Linked DNA regions of Mus musculus: all the other regions are linked to region 3. The links are chromatin loops, found by intact Hi-C in ENCODE. Cell type or tissue: heart. All regions are shown on one strand.

Region 1 (2,500 bases), 570 kb after region 3:
AAACATTCAGATGATCAGCAGGAGGAGGAGCAGACAGCTTAACCAAGTGTAAGACACCCATGTTAGTAGCAGGAAGGATGACACTGTGCTGTGTGGCAAGTGAAACGAAGTGACATGCAGACTTTGCAGTATGCACATAGCATGATGGAGGCCATGGAAGAAAGAGATACCCAGAAGAAAGGGGTACTTGATGTTAACAGCAGTGTCCTCTGAGAAGCACGGTGAAAGATGATTTGATTCCCCTTCTTTCCCCTTTTTCTGTGGCTGCAAAACTGTCTTGCAGTGGGCGTGTATTTTTCTGATCATTAGAAGAAAAGCTAAAGGTGTTCAAAGGATAGAATCCAGCTTTTCGTTTACCACTTACAGAGCAGAAGGCTGGGTCTCACGTGCCCATATGACTAAGATCTGGGTGGGAGGCGGGGATTTCCAGGATGTTATTCTCATCAGTTTCATTATTAGGACCATTGCTGAAGGAAGGATTAGTTTCTATTCTCTGCTGGGGAGAAAGGCACAGTTACACAGAAAGCAAGAGCAGATGCTGTGGGCAGTAAAGAAGCCAGCAGAGAAGGAAGTCTGCAGACAGGAAAGGAGGGGAGGATTCCTTCTGCAAGTCAGGGGGACTCGGCTTGACAGGGCAATGCTTGTTTGAGAGCCGTCCTTCGTCCTTCGAAACCTCTTCCCAAAGCACAAATTTCAGCTCCCCACCACCCCCCATTCAACTCCACTGCTAATGATGTGCTGGTACCAGTAGACCTGAGTCCCCGAAGAGCTGCTTCTATAATAGTCCCAATTACCTGCCACCTTAAACCACACTGGTCCCTAGTGATTAGGTTCTCAAGAGGGCAGACCTCCTGAGCCCCTAAAAATAGTTGGTATTTCACACCTGGCCAGCCGAGGTGGTTTCTGAGCTACATGCCAAGGTGCATTAAGTCACGTGACCTTCCCTCCTCTGTTGTCCTCATTTGTGGCTAAAATCAGACCGAAAAAAAAAGGAGAGCCTGCTGATCTCACTGGTCACAGTCCAGGAGCAGAGAGCTTTGCTGCAGCTGACACCCGCACACAGGCAATGCAAGAGAAAGCAGTAACCCTGGTCCACATTTTGCCTTCTATTTATGAGAGGTGCATGCAGAGCACATAGCCCAGTGCCCAAGAGCTATTATTAGTAGTTTTAAATTTCTACGCTTACTGTTGAAATAGTCATTTTTTACGAGAGTCTTAAATGAGGAGGCTAACTGTGTTCGCTACCAAGCCACAGTGACAGACTCTAGGGTCATCTTCTGCCCCCTATTGACACATATGCACACATACTCACACTTTTCCATAGTTATGCAGGAGCACACATGTATGCATGCTTTCATGCTTCTGTGCTGCTTAACTCTTCTGTCTGCTTCCCCTTTCTGACCCCCCGTTATTGATGGTTGCAAGCATGTCTTCATTCAACATTACCTCTGACTCCCAGGCTGAGGTCATCTCCTAATCTATAGAAGACCAGTTGCTGGCCCAGGAGCTCACAGCAGTTTTTAGCTCTTAGTGGTGATGACCTGCCTAATAAACCAGAGCAGGGGATCCTAGAGGGCTCAGCCTTGGACGGTTCCCCTCTGAGCACCTAACACAGAGTCTCTTCAACACAGTGGATCCAGGAAAGTAGTGGTGGAAGATAATGCCATAGGGAGAGAGGCAGCCAGGACATGTTCCTGCCTAGTGTGCCTCTGTCAGCCATATCATAAGGGAGATGCCTAACTTCTCCTGGCAGGAAGCTAGAAAATACCTGGAAGAGATTTGAAATCACACACTCACCACCATTAATGGTTGGCCTCAGTACTAGTGTAGATTATTGCATTTTTATATACTGTTAGTGGCACACAGAACCATCATGGTTGGCTAACAGTAAAAAAAAAAAACAATTAGACAGGCGAAAACTCTAATAATATATAGTTAATGAGAACAAAACTATTCCAGGTACCACTGAATTATTTAAATTAAAATAATTATCTTGTCCTTTGAATGTCTATTTAAACATTTTTATTTTTATAGATACTAGTAATAATTTGAAGGCATGGCCTTGGAGGTTACACATTTCTAGATTATAGGGTCAGAACAACATGCTCTATCCTACGTCTCTCGTTTCTCTCTGTGTGACTTTGAGCAACTCTGCACACCTCTGTGATCAACCATTTCCCCAGTGATGGGTGTGGAAAATTCTAGAGTCTGTTATGTTTCCCCTGCACCTAGCACACAGCGCACATTCCACAAGGAACCATCACCTTTGTCTTAAACTGGGGTTTTCACTTAGGAATGCCAAATTGTCTGACAGTCCAATACACTGATATGTCCCTGAGAATTTGGCGTCATAAAACCAGGCAAAGCCCACTAGACAGACCAACGTGCTCATGTGCTCCTCTGGAAACCTGTGAACTGATTAATTTACATGAATTTACCAATTATGAATCATCTTTTGCTTATATCTTGTTGATTCCACTGACGGTTAGTGAAAAGTCCA
Region 2 (2,500 bases), 730 kb after region 3:
CACAGCACAAATTGAGCCGATGGTTTATTGTTGTTGTTTTGTTTTGTTTTTATGGCAGGAAGTCAGGAGGTAAGGAGATAGAGAAAGAACTAGAAGGAGTTACAGGCAGCAGTGGGGGTGAATCTGACCAAAATACACCATATGAAATTTCCAAAGAATTAATAAAATATTTTTAAGTGTCCCTCTCATGGTCAGCAAAGACCAGTCCTGGCCTTGCTCATTCGGTCAATGCAGACTTGCCATTGGACTCTACACGCAAGATGCACACACTTCAGCCGGAGATTAGAAATGTTTAGGGGCCTTACTTTGCACGACCAGCCACAAGATAAGAAAACGTATCCGCTGCATAGACCGTGTAGCCCTCTAAGAATAGCAGAGTCCTGCTCAAGTCGGGTAGAGGGAGGAAAGGAGTTGCAAAGGCAGCAGAAGCGGCAAGCGAGGGAGCAACAGTAGTTATTCCTGCAGGAGCGGGATTTTAAGAGGAAAAAGGGGGGGCGGCAGTCTGTGCTAGGGTGAGCTGGTAAGACCTGATTGGACCAGTTGGCCAAATAATGAATTTTGATTGTTGGACCTTCATGTTTAGTCTCAGAAATTAGCCAGTGGTCGAACAAGGCAGTGGACCTTGGGACCTAACTTTGGGAACGTAATCTAACAGTTTTTAACCAGGGGGAGAAGGATGAGGAGCAAAACTTGTTAGTGCCGTGTTTGCCATGCTCAGAACTACTAGAGCCCCTCACAGACCCTAGGCAGGGTGGGTGTTATGAAGCAATTTCCTCCAAGATACCTTGGGAGGAAGATAATTAAGACACAGGAAGTTCTGAAGGGAAGTGACACTTCCCACCCTGCAGGGAAGTTCCTTAAGCTCAGGAAGGAAACAACTAAGCCTCCAGAAAAGTCCCTGAAACCAACAGGATACACTAGCCTATTCTCTCCCCAAGCACAGATAAGGAAGAAAGCCTCCTTAGAGATATTCTCAAAGCAGTCGAAGTGCCTTGAAGAGACTCTCCAGCCTGAGGAGTTGCCAGCAGGCTGTGTAGTCCAAGGTTCCAGCTTTCTGGGCCATGCTCGGAGCAGGGCAGGCTTTGGTGATGCAGATGTCTTCGAGTCATTTCTGCTCCTGCCAGTAACCCCCTCATCCATACTTCTTTAAATAAAAGTCATTGATTCACCAAATCTGAATACAGATTGACAAATCAGCAATCAGTGAGAGAGAAAAGAGCTGCTCGTGAACAGAAACTCGTCCTCCACCTAGAGGCCAGAAAAGGAACTGCACAGACAAGGTGCTCAAAAGGCTGGGCTCACCTGAACTGTGGTTTGGATGTTTGTCCCCTCCAAATCACCTTGAGATTTAATTGCCCCTCTAACCGCTGGGGCCTGGAAGAAGGACTCAGAGCTCGAGGGTTACACCTTAAGGTCACTGTCAGTCAAAGAGCAAACTTATCCCTCTACCGAGGAATGACAAGGCAAGAATTCCAGGTGCTGGCCTCTCTGCCCCAAATCTTTAATTTACCAGTCTCGTTTAGTTGCTTTAGCAACTGTCCCCCCCCGGTCTGTTATGTTGTGCTATAGCATCACACAATGGAGTGAGGTCTCCTGAAACTCCAGGCAATAAGGAAGGGGCAGGGGCTAATTAAGAGGTGACACAATAGAGTTGTAGAGTGTGAGGACATGTCCCCAAATGTAATGATACAAGATATGGAGTGACACAAATAAACTCAAACTTAGACTGTCTGCATGGCTGGGTGGACACACACAGTGTATCCCTGGGTACGGAGAGGCTGCTATCCATGGTGAGTGACACCGTTGTATAAACAGCTTTTACTCAGGACCAGGAGCTAGCTAACAAAATCAGTGTGTTCCTGTGTGGGTGGATGGAATGCCAGACGGAGAAATCACCCACAGGCCCAGCGTATTATTGACGAGGAGATGGTGGATACACAAGTCCCCTGGTAAGTCACCACGTGCAGTGGAGGGCTATGAGCCTCTGCAGGGTGGGATCTACATCTGAGGTGCCTGCAGCCAGCAATTCCAGCCTACTGTATATCGCAGCATCTTTATTCATTATGGGTGCATTTTCTTGATCATTATTCCTGTTTTCACCATGAAAACAGTCCAGTCTGTAAATAGCAGTGTGGTATTATGAAGTTAAAGACTTCTGAAAAAAGAATTACGAATTTTGCTCCAAGCCCCCCACCTTCCTCTCTACGTTAGATCAACAAATTGTTCTGCTTCTCTCTGTAAAGATCTGGGTAGAAATGATGTTTCTGAGTGTCAATAGCTTTCTCTCTGTGGCAGATTATTCAGAAAGGAGCAGGTCTGAGAAGACAGAGAACCAGAGCAGTACCAGCTCTAAGCATATGGAACTTCAGTTTAGTCACCTGCAGGCTCTATGGCCCTTTTTGACTGATGTCATTGTGTGGATGCGACCTCCAGTCCTGCAGTCTGAGCACTAACACTTGCAGTGTGAATCTGAGCCTCTCCTTGGTACTCAGACATCTCC
Region 3 (2,500 bases):
CAGGTGAACGGGTGACATATGGTCCTTGGAATTCTGTCTGGCGATATTTTGAAAACAGAGTTTTTGTCCTTGTTGGAAAAAGATTCCCAAGTAGAGACAGCTTGATTTAGAGGTTTGTTGGCTGAGCTGGTATGAAAAGCACAGCAGCCTGGATCTCTCCGGAGACAGGGCAATTGGGGAAGCAGGCCATTCCATTTGCCTTGTCTGGACTTTGAGAGCGGCCTCTCCTGACATTTGCAAGTGATAAATTTGGGAAAAGAGGTGCTCCTATTCTTTTTAATCTATTGATTTCTGGTGACATAAAATGGAAAAGATTTTATGCACAGGTGTCTTTCTAACACGTACCTCTCCTCTTCCTCAAGGAGTTTCTTTTTCCCTTTCTTTCTTTCTTCCTTTCTTTCTTTCTTTCTTTCTTCCTTTTTTCTTTCTTTCTTTTTTTCTTTTTTTGAGAAGACAGAAAAATTCATCATGAAAATGTCTTTTTAAAAGTGGTATGGTAAAAGGTTGTCTGTATGAAGGGACCAATGTACTATGCTGTTGCTGTTGTTCTGGTGAAAATAAGGATAGAAACCGAGCGTCCGAACAGTCTGTTCTTCCAGTACGGACACTTTGACAGGTAGGCAGATTTCATCCTTTCAGGGGAGCTCACGGTGAGTAAGGATTAGAGAAGGAGTAATTTGGGAAGAGAGCCCCTCCTGTAACACCTTGCTGAGTTTGCCAAGAATGGGAAATGAGAGGAGAGGGAGAGAACAAAAAGCCACAACAAATGCAGGCTTCCACAGGTCTAGATTATGTAAATAATTGTATATAAAATAATTTAAATCCGTAATTTTCTTCCCTTAGAATATATCCATTTCACATTTAAAGCTATTTGTCATTCTACTCTAAAAGTTTTATTGGCCTTGAGAATAGGAGCTACTCTGGATTCTCCTTGTCTTTCCCCTTCAAGCCACAAGGGGGCTGCAAAGAGCACCATTTATTTATTTATTTATTTATTTATTTAATTTATTTATTTCGAAACAAGGACTATTTGGTCACAACAGACACATTTATTATAACAGTTTATTTAACATTTACAGGTCAGACTTTCTTTATTTCAGTGCACTTGAAGTTTACATTTCTAAATTGTACAACCCCTGAGGACTATTTGGGAGGAACAATAAAACTGAGTTTTGCACGTAACACACACTGCCTCTGATAGCGCTGTTTTGTAAGGCTTCTATCATTTCTATTCCCATCGTTAAAAAGGAGAAGACTCAGGAGGGCCCTTGAGAGAGACTGAACAGAGAGACAGCTGTCTTTCTCAGTGCACTTCCGAGTTCACGGGTAGAAAGAAGACAACCAGGAGTGTGCATGACGATGCCTTAGCTGAGGGGTACAGACCTTGTGAGTTGGACACACCCTCTAAATAACTTTTTACAGGTGTTCTGCTGGTCTCAAATTCCTGTGAGGTGGCACATCTGAATACCAGTGTGTTCTGCTTTTGCATTTCTTACTTCTTGCTGCAGGGGACCTAGAAGCTAACTCCTGACCACTGCTGGGGTTTTCCACCTAAGGTTGAGCTTCCAGTGCAGCCATGTTCCAGAAGCAGACATGAATAAAGTAGCCGGGCAGTTAAAACTGCTTCCTCATCTTCCTATGCTTAGGATACACATAAAAACAAGCCCTTCTTGGATTCCTATACACACACACACACACACACACACACACACACACACACACTATGAACAATGCTTGGGAATTATTCTAGAGAAAGGCACAATGTATCAGAGAAAGACGATGAGCTCCAGAAGTCACCTGAAGGTTTATGTTACGTTTAATAAAATGCCAGTGACCTTATAACCTCAAGGACTCAGTATGCATTCTCTTCCTAGGTGCCAGACTGCAGGGATAGAGATCGCTCAGCACAGCCCTTGCGTATAGAGCATCAGTTACTACAGGCTCACCTGGTGAGCACGTACGTAAAGCAGGCCTGTGTGTGAGGCAGAAATCAGAAGTTGCTTGTACCTGTGGGAACCAGTGTTCTTGATCAAGGAAGCCGCACTATCCTTTCATCCACAGACTGAAAACCACTTTTGAGGACTGCACAATATTGCATATGGCAGCCCCTGCCCTAAAGGGTGATGTGCACTCCTGCAGGGAATTGTCCTCAATCATCTTGGGCAAGTAGCACGTGGCTCTTAAAGGGGCCATAAAGTTGCCGCTGCAGCTCAAACACAAGGGCCCAACATATTTCTCAGCATCGAACTAGAGTTTACTCTCACCTGCAGTTGTCCCTAGTCACCTCTGCTCTTATGGTCAGCTTTATTATCATTATCACCCAAGTGTGGTCACAAGGGGGCATGATCTTCTCTAGGAACCTTCCTGGGATGGCCCCTCCTAGCAAGTCATGCCTATGTTTCCTTGCCTGATCGCAGACTGATCTGTGGGTGTTCAGGGCTTCTCTGTATTGCTTGGGCTGGCCTTGAGTTGTGCAATGCGCAGCCAGTAGTGTTTGGCT

The links. Hi-C counts contacts between places; a loop is a spot of excess contacts. Peaks named below come from ENCODE experiments on the same cell type or tissue, not always from the same donor. Only the 100,000 strongest peaks of a DNase experiment are listed, where the experiment ranks them.
Region 1: it touches region 3 in a loop (11-fold over the local background); 10 of 42 quality-filtered maps call a loop at or near these places.
Region 2: a loop joins it to region 3, with 7 times the contacts of the local background. A loop is called at or near these places in 8 of 42 quality-filtered maps.

The regions. Positions count from the first base shown.
Region 1 is chr9:97,458,713-97,461,212 of GRCm38, reverse strand. The region is part of intron 12 of Clstn2 (calsyntenin 2); the gene reads left to right. Among named protein-coding and RNA genes, the nearest start is that of Gm25607, 20 kb to the right of the region's middle. In heart, a CTCF peak has its summit at 1,272; no DNase peak of the experiment used is centred here.
Region 2 is chr9:97,294,732-97,297,231 of GRCm38, reverse strand. No RefSeq gene overlaps it. Among named protein-coding and RNA genes, the nearest start is that of Gm33357, 3.9 kb to the right of the region's middle. In heart, a CTCF peak has its summit at 1,263 (motif pointing left); no DNase peak of the experiment used is centred here.
Region 3 is chr9:98,029,385-98,031,884 of GRCm38, reverse strand. All of the region lies in intron 1 of Clstn2 (calsyntenin 2), which reads left to right. Among named protein-coding and RNA genes, the nearest start is that of Clstn2, 2.5 kb to the left of the region's middle. In heart, a CTCF peak has its summit at 947 (motif pointing right); no DNase peak of the experiment used is centred here; H3K4me3 peaks cover 217 bases; H3K27me3 peaks cover 1,212 bases.